Linked DNA regions of Homo sapiens: region 1 is linked to region 2. Evidence: read pairs that join two places in POLR2A ChIA-PET (ENCODE). Cell type or tissue: IMR-90. All regions are shown on one strand. Each heading gives the region's core, and the rest is flanking DNA. Links, peaks and the distances in the headings are about the cores only.

The links. Peaks named below come from ENCODE experiments on the same cell type or tissue, not always from the same donor. Only the 100,000 strongest peaks of a DNase experiment are listed, where the experiment ranks them.
Region 1: POLR2A ChIA-PET joins it to region 2 with 6 read pairs; 3 of 35 experiments call an interaction of 5 or more read pairs at or near these places.

What each region holds. Positions count from the first base shown.
Region 1 is chr3:54,973,199-54,977,590 of GRCh38, reverse strand. The region is part of intron 29 of CACNA2D3 (calcium voltage-gated channel auxiliary subunit alpha2delta 3); the gene reads right to left. Among named protein-coding and RNA genes, the nearest start is that of LRTM1, 47 kb to the right of the region's middle. In IMR-90, for the core only: no CTCF peak of the experiment used is centred there; no DNase peak of the experiment used is centred there.
Region 2 is chr3:54,880,297-54,884,688 of GRCh38, reverse strand. It overlaps CACNA2D3 (calcium voltage-gated channel auxiliary subunit alpha2delta 3), which reads right to left. Exons shown (of 38, transcript NM_018398.3): 21 at 3,826-3,893. All of the region lies in intron 3 of CACNA2D3-AS1 (CACNA2D3 antisense RNA 1), which reads left to right. Among named protein-coding and RNA genes, the nearest start is that of CACNA2D3-AS1, 19 kb to the left of the region's middle. In IMR-90, for the core only: no CTCF peak of the experiment used is centred there; a DNase peak (open chromatin) is centred at 2,028; H3K27ac peaks cover 928 bases.

The DNA of each region.
Region 1 (4,392 bases), core at 228-4,227, 93 kb before region 2:
AAATCATCATAACCTCTACTCCTAGTTAAAACTTAGTCCCTACTCCAACATCTCTAACTAATTAGTACTCTTGCTATTAGACCTACATCTTTGGTCAATATCTTTCTGTTTGCCTAATACTGTAAATATTGAGCAATGCAATACAGGTACAAGGCAAATAGATTATAAAGTCAATTGAAAATCTTGACAAAGAGGCAAGATTTCATGAAGTCCATGAAAGTAACGTTAAACAGCTCCAATCGCACAGGAAGCCATTGGCACATTAGAATCTGTCAGAGGCAGAAAGATGAAAAAATACCTGCTACAAATAAAACATGAGCTGTACTTCCAAAGAGAATAATTTCAACAGCAAAGGACTAAGAAAAGTACCCTAGGAAAATTGATCAAACTCTTTACTATATTTTACCCTTTTTGTGGTCATTCTGAGAAAAATCAAAATATAAAGTGAAGGATTTCATATTGTGCTATTTTATCATCTTATCAGAAACACTAAACTCCTGGCCCCTTACCCCATTTGTTTCTTTGGAAAATTAGAGTACAATTGCAAATATAACCTAAATTTATTTAAAAAATAAACACAGTTTCATACTTTCCACTTTATTTAGAGAAAAATATTCAAAATAACTTTTTATTATTTGCTGTAAACATTTGGTTCTTTTTCTGACCTTTCTTCTTAGAACGAGGCCCTCCTTATAATGCTCCTTATAACAGCCAGCACCAGTAGAAGGGAGATCAGAAGACTCACTTCTCAGGCGTCTGCCCTGCTCCCTCCCACTCCCACTTCTGGTGTGGAAGGAACAGAGCTGAGAGCTCTGGAGCAGGGGCAAACACTGCTTTAACTCAGAACTTGGAAAACCAAGCTGCAAAAATAGGGGAGTGGCCTCCTTGGGAGAATACCAGATGAAAACTATCACACAAAGAAGTTTTTCATAAAACATGACTGTCACTAATAATAGTAACAATAAGAATGTAAGAAGAAGAATAAGGAGGATGGCAGCTACAGGAGGACATCGACTCATGAAAACCTCACTTTTCACAGCATCAAGCAGGGAATTTTTCTCTTGGAAAGAAGAGAAAACTGAGATGTTGTCTTTTTTTAATTATTATTATTATACTTTAAGTTTTAGGGTACATGTGCACAATGTGCAGGTTAGTTACATATGTATACATGTGACATGCTGGTGCACTGCAACCCACTAACTCGTCATCTAGCATTAGGTATATCTCCCAATGCTATCTCTCCCCCCTCCCCCCACCCCACAACAGGAAGGGGAACATCACACTCTGGGGACTGTTGTGAGATGTTGTCTTCTCCAAGGTCACACACACACAAGTGAGACTTGAGTCCATTGCTATGGGACTCCAAAGCCCACACTCTTTCTACTGGCTGACCCCCACCCTTACTTTCTAAAAGACAGCAGGACACAGTAGGGTCTAGGGATTTTGCCTGCTCATGGAAGGCTTTGCTTGTTTGAAAAAAGCAATCCCTTTATATAATGTGTGTGTGTGTGTGTGTGTGTGTGTGTGTGTGTGTATCTATATCTATACCTATATTTATATCTAATCTCTATGGATACCTAAGACAGATCTTGTCTGACACCTGCTACCAAAGGAAACCACAACAAATGGCAGAAAAATCAATGTACCAAGTGTCTGGGGTGTTATTATTGTGGCTGAAAGCAAGTAAAAACAATAAAAGTGACTGACGTCTGGGTCAGTTTGGTCAAGTGGTATCAACCCCAATTATAGGTTCCTAGACTCCCTGGGCATAGCAATTCTTGAGCTAATATCTGAACCAAGACATAGTTTAGGGGGATTTTTTCTATCCATCTCCACAACTTGCTACAGAATAATCTATGGAAGAAAAAAATATGTCCATTATAGGCTAGAGTCTAAAAATATACTTAATGAACCACTCATTTTGGTAAGATTGCTCTACATCCTAGCAAACAATGATGGGAAGAGAACAAGGCGGAGAACTGGCCAGGGATCCTGAAGGACAACATGCCTAAGCTTCCATTTCCACCAAAGGGGGCCACGTTGTTTTTTTTTTTTTTTTTTTTTTTTTTGGAGACCAAGTCTCACTCTGTTGCCCAGGCTGGAGTGCAGTGGCATGAGATGTTAGCTCACTGCAACCTCTGCCTCCCAGGTTCAGGTGATTCTCCTGCTTCAGCCTCCTGAGTAGCTGAGACTACAGGTGCACACCCCAATGCCTAGCTAATTTTTGTATTTTTAGTAAAGACGGGATTTCACCATGTTGGCCAGGCTGCTCTCAAACTCCTGACCTCAAGTGATCTGCCTGCCTTGGCCTCCCAAAGTGCTGGGATTACAGGTGTGAGCCATCGTGCCCAGCCACATTTTCTTTATAGACACTGCTGTTACTTTGTCTAACTGTAAACATTAAAAGGCAAATTGAGTGACAAGATGACTTTCTAAACAGACCTCCCTGTCAATGACCACTTGGATTAAATTATTATTGAGAAGTAGAGTGCAGTGGAGTGAGCCCACTGGAGTTAGGGGGTCAGAGTGCTGGGTTTATGGATAAATTAGGACAGAATTAGCTAGAGTCCAGTCTGATCAACTGTTTTTTCCATATCACTTTACAATAAATAATATTCAATTCCCTTCTCCATATGGCCTGTCCAATAAAAGGAAATGGGAACTATTTTCTCAGCTTTCCCTCGCTTGTGCTACCCTTTCCTCCCAAATTAAGCCCAACATCTTAGAAGATGTCTATCTGTCACCCTGCCCCAAGGGTGCACTAACAAGTTGAAGAGCTTGAAGAAATTAGGAGTTCAAACAGACACTTGTAAGCACCTACTCCACAACTACCTTTGGCAAAACATCTGGGGATGAGGTTGTTTTTAAAAAGGCAGCAATAAAGGGCAGGGTGGAGAGCACAGAGGGAAGTTGATGTTTTAAAAAAGGCATCTTCCTGCAACTATTCGGATGGCTCCGTATTACTCAGAGAAGTCTGATTCTTAGTCACAGAGGTGGATCAGGTAGATACCTGAAGTTAAAGCCCAAACCCAGGCCATGGGAATTGGGCAGTCACAGATTGGAAGGGCAGGGTGCCTGGGAGTGACAAATGGCAGTACTAACCTTGTGTACACTGGAAGGGGTACTAGCCCAAAGGCTAAGACACCAGTTTGAGAATCACAGACTATGACATCTGCTGTCGGTGTGACCTCAAACAAAGTCTTTCTAACACTCCGAGTCTGTTTTCTGATCTGAAAGATGGAGATAGCACCAACTATTTCATAATGTTGCTGAGATTAAATGGGAGGGTGCATGTAAAGTACTGAGCATAGTACCTAGTGCATAGTAAGTCCTCCAAGAACACAGGCTTCCATCTGCTCAGCAAATGTTTATTGGTCACCTATGATGTGTGATTTTTACAAGTATCCTAATGCTACAATTGTACAGTTTTTCAGAAACGGAAGTTGTTACATAGTTCATAGCAGGAGGTCCCGGCTGACTGGCTGAGCTTTGCTGCTTTTTGCCTTTTGTTTGGAAGGATGCCTTTTGTTTGATTGGAGAAACAACTCACTTAGAAACCCGGTATTGTACTGCCTGTTGTCTTCATTTGTGGGGAGAGAGGGAGAGAGAAACACACACACACACTAGGTTCTTGCATCTGAGGGTGGGGCCTGAATCTCTGTACATCAGGCACAGGAAGGTGCCACTCCTTGCTACTTTTCTCCAGGTCTCATGATCCAATCCCTAATATTTCCATTGTGGAATACGCTTGACACTTACTTCACATCATTTGCTCTATCTTTGCATTAACTAATGATCATATCAAAACACTGTCTTTTGAAAAAATTTATTGCAGAGGGGTCACCTAGGAAAGATGCACTTGGTAGGGGTCACCTGTGCCCCCTTGTCCTCCTTTGCTATTCAAATCGTCCTCAAACCTACCCTCTGGCTGAGGTGGGCAGTCCAACATGCAGGCAGGCGCCTGGCTGCCTGGAGGCAGCCCTTCTCGTTGCCCTGTCATAATTCAAGCAGGTCTTTCTGATGCCAGAGGAAATGCCTACAAGCCTTAGAAAAGTCTTAGAGATTTTTAATAAGGGTTATTAGCCTCTATTCCTTTGGAACAAGAAAGGGTAGAGCTGACTTTGATCATGAAGTTTTCGATTCTCTCGCTGCCGTCACACCTCTTCCAATGCCTCAGTAGGAGACACCTTCTCACCTTCCACCGTCTTTGCTAACTCCTGGTACTCTCATCAGGAGATGAGAAGTGTTGCACAGGTGAGTGGAAAAGGAGAAAGAGACTGAAAGCAGTGAGGAAACACTAGCACCTGCAGGTCAGACTGAGATCAGAGGTGAACGTGGCCCTCCTTCCTCCCTTCTGTCCTGAATGCTAACTGTGTTTTCCTTGACCACAAT
Region 2 (4,392 bases), core at 164-4,163:
AGGGGAGCTGGGGCTTGCATGGAATCTGGGAGTTTTAATAGAAGGTTCCAGACCATCCTAACTCTGCAAGGATAACTGTTTCATTGCACTTTCACATGGCTTGATCTTAATGGGTTATCAGCAGACATACACTTCTGAATGATGACCTCGGGAACTCCCATGATGCTTATAGCCTGTTTTGGGAAGTTAGTTTCTTAAATGACTGATAGTATCTTACTGCACTCAGGACTCCAGTTTCCATCTCAAACACAAATCTATAAAAGAAGTAGCAAAATACTAGACCTATCACACAATTCTGCTTGATTTTACAGAAAGTAGAGAATACATTAGAATGAACATCATTGCATATGATCCAAGTGGGCATACCCACGCTCCAACACCTACAGGCTGAATGACCTTGGGGATGTCATGTCAGCTCTTTGAGTTATATCTACCATGAGATACAAGTAATACTGCATAGCTCACAAGTGCCAGAAAACAGTTAAATGGGACAGGGATTAGTCCCTAGTACAATCCATCTATCTGTGCAGCCTTTCTTCTTTTTTTCCTTTCCTTCTTCCCAACCAAACAACTTTCCTTCCTTCCTTTTGCCCTCCTCCCATTCCTTCCTTTCTTCCATACTTTTACTGAGCATCTGCTATATGCCAGGTATGATTCTAGGCCCTGAGAATATAGCAGTGAAAAAACAAAACGAAAATTACTGCCTTCATTGTATTTAATTTCTAGTGGCAGAAAAGAGATAGTAAATTATATTAAAATTTAACTTTAGAGAATATCAGATGGTAGCAAGGGCTAAAAAGGAAAAGAGAACATGGAACAAGAACAGGGAGGACCAAGAGATAAGGAGGGTTGAAGGGAGAGAGAGGAGAGAGAGAGAGAGAGAGAGAGATTCCATTGTAACTATGGAGGTCAGGAAAGGCTTCACTGAGAAAGTGACCTGAATGAGGAAAGGAAGAGTCATGTAGGTGGCAGGAAGGGTGCTCATGGCAGAAGGAATAACAAGTGCAAAGGCCCTGAGAAGGGACTGTACCTTCCCAGAAAACTGGGTTTAGAGTGTCAAGTCTTTTTCTAGTTGCAGTTCCCATCCTCCCAACCTCATTTACAAAATCATCTCTGGCTCTATTTCACAGGACCTATAAATGACACTCAGAAAAGATGAGATCTATCGGGAAGATCTTTTTGACTGCTTCTTCTCTGGGTTCCTAGGGCACCAAGGAAATTTAATTGCTTTCTAATTCTCTCACCTCTGACATTGGTCCTTCTGATAAAAATCATATCCACTGATGACTGGAACTGTTGACAATAATGACATAAGCTCTAATTTGTTGAACAATTATCATGTGCAATACATATAAAAGATACAAAGTGGCCAGGCGCGGTGGCTCACACCTGTAACCCCAGCACTTTCGGAGGCCGAGGAAGGCAGATAACGAGGTCAGGAGTTCGAGACCAGTCTAACCAACATGGTGAAACCCTGTCTCTACTAAAAATACAAAAATTAGCTGGGCGTGGTGGCATGCTCCTGTAATCCCAGCTACTCAGGAGGCTGAGGCAGGAGAATCACCTGAACCCAGGAGATGGTGGAGGCTGCAGTGAGCTGAGATCACACCATTGCACTCCAGCCTCAGCAACAGAGCAAGACTCCATCACACACACACACAAAAAGATACAAAGTGTTGAAAAAGATTAAAAGATTCATAAGAGAAACAATTTCAGCAGGTAGAATTATAGCCCACACCTTCAATCTTGGTAATGACTTTTTATATTTTTTAGCAAAAGCTACCTATTTGCCGCCTTTGTAATCTCTGGCACTGGCAAAGCATGTGGAAAATTCCCACATTCTGTAGGCAGTTATTCCTTATTGAAGATCCTATAGAAGTATGGTTGCCAACCCCAAGGAACTCCTTCCCTCTCCAAGAACAGAAGAGAACAATAATACACCACGGCTCCTAGAGAGATGACAAGATCCTCTACTATTTGGCCCAAGGGGAAGCAGCTTTCTTAAGTTCTATTACTCAGCAAAGCTGGCAGGATTGTCAGTCTTTTTATTTACAGAGGACCAACAGAGAGAGGAAGATATGACCTCATTTGGGTGGATAAGCAGCCACTCTCCCCCTTGCTGAGGATTTGAGCTAATTTTTTGCACAGTGGTTACAGTTAGCTCTGAAATTCTCTGTGACTGCTTAGCCTCACAGCTGTGGAACATACAGGAAGATAGTGACTGAAAAAGAATCCAAAAGACAATGCAAAACAACTGTGTGTATCTGTGTCTCCATGCATGTATGTATGTATGTGTGTGTGAGAGAGAGAGAGAGAGGAAGGGAGGGACAGGCCCATGTATTGAGGATTGACCAAGGGAGCAGACGCATGAGAGGCAGTTAATATCTCTTAATAACCTCTCCTATTGTTCTGACCATGAGTTGTTTCTTCAGCGTGACCTCACATGGCTTAGACATGAATTTTCTGGCTTCATGGGCAGTGATGTCCACAGAGCCAACATGGCCCACAGAGGCAGAAAATTCTAGAAGTGAAAACATGATCCTGAAAACACATCCTGCAGAGTGTCTTGCTCAAGTCACAGAGTTGCCTGTGTTCTCTGGCATGTCTCTGGGAAGAGAGACCACATGGTTAGCTCTTTGGTGGGCACACTCTGGGTTGTGCCCAGCTCACAGTGAGCCTCTCTACTCTCCTTTCTGCCCCTATACGATCTCACAAGCACTTGGGAAGCACAAACCAACATCCCTGAAACAACACGGGCAGGGACCACTGGCAGTAAATCAGAGGCTATCTAGGGGTTTGGCGTCTCAGGGAACATCCATCTCCTTCCTCACGCCCTGTGGCATCATCTGAGGGCGCCATGGATGGCCCAGCTTCTGGAAACTCACCACATACATGTGTAATCAGTTCCGACCAATTAAAACTTTGCTTATAATTGACCTTCCCATTCCTGGCTGTCCTCCCTAAAGACATCCAGAAAGACTACTGTTCTGGGCCCACTCCTCCTCTGTGGACATGCAAAACCTAATGACCTGCAAGTGAGTCACTCAAGGCCACTCAGGGAGTGGTGCCCTTCAGAAACAATGTCCACCACCCCTGTGAGCTCCTAATGCTGGGACAGGTAACCTCTCTGAACTACTAGGGAGCTGGCAGATGAAAAGGATAGCACATGTGACAGCAATTTTAAAATTTAAAGAGCTATAACAACTGCTCCTGTTTACTGAGAGTTTACTGTGCCTCTGTGCTTTATGAAGATAAGAGGGTCTGGGAACTTCAAGGTGCTACTTACTCCCTCTGACCTATGTAAATCATTTAAATGGTCACATTTCCCTTTGGGCCAGGGCTGCCATGAAACACAAGTGAAATACGTGGCTCAACTGTGTAGGAGAGACTAAGGCTCTCATATCTCTGTTTTCATGGTTTCCCCTGGGCATGAGTTATTTCATAAATTTGTATTTCTCCCAAGTACTGATTTTTATGTATGAGAAGAATATACTTGAGGGATGATTCCTATTTACTGATACTCTGCTTTCATCCATAATGCTGTTGACTGTGAGTTACTCATAGTCAACAGCTTTGTGGATGAAAGTAGAATATAAGTAAATTAAATCACAACCATGAATCGGAACTCCTGTCATTCTGAAATCTAGGCACACCAGGGAAGAAGAAAGGTATTAAGAATTATCAAGTAGGCATTCGTTTGAGTGGAATGTCCAAGGGACTGGTCACAGGTGCGGACAGATGAACAAGTTCTTCAGCTAACTCAGTAGCTAGCTCCCGAGCTTTCCTCCCACACCAAAGGATAAGACGAGCCAGGCAGTATCTTACCTTCTTCGATGGTTACATTCCCTCGGAAGAAATATTTCCCATGACCTCTGGAAAGCGCCACACCTAAACTGTGCAGAGAGACAAAGCAAATCTTGAAATCCCTGGCATCGACTCGAATAGACTTGTGGGCTAACATTTTTTAATTTTCCATTTTTCACATTTCCATTTTATGATCTGTCAACAATTTTTCCAACTGTTTACTTTCAAAACCCCACTGATTATCACTGGTGTTGGTTTTTCTTAGGTTCAATCAGCTGCTTCAAAGTAACTTCTGATCAGAAATGCCAGCAGCAATTGGCTACTCTTTGTGTTTTCAGAGTTGTGGCAAACTGCTCGCCCTTCCAGCAAGCCCTTCTCTCAGATGCCCTCCCAAGGACCATGAGCCCTGCTCTTTATACACCCTTGTCCTGCATTCAGCCAGAGATGGGTCTCTCCAGCCCCTAGACTTTGGGACTCGGGAAATTGACCCCTGCTCAAGGGCAAAAACAAAAACTTCCACTACTACATGAGTGTAACCACATTACTGTGTTGCAGGCTTCTTTGCCCAATCCTCTCCCTAGTCTAATA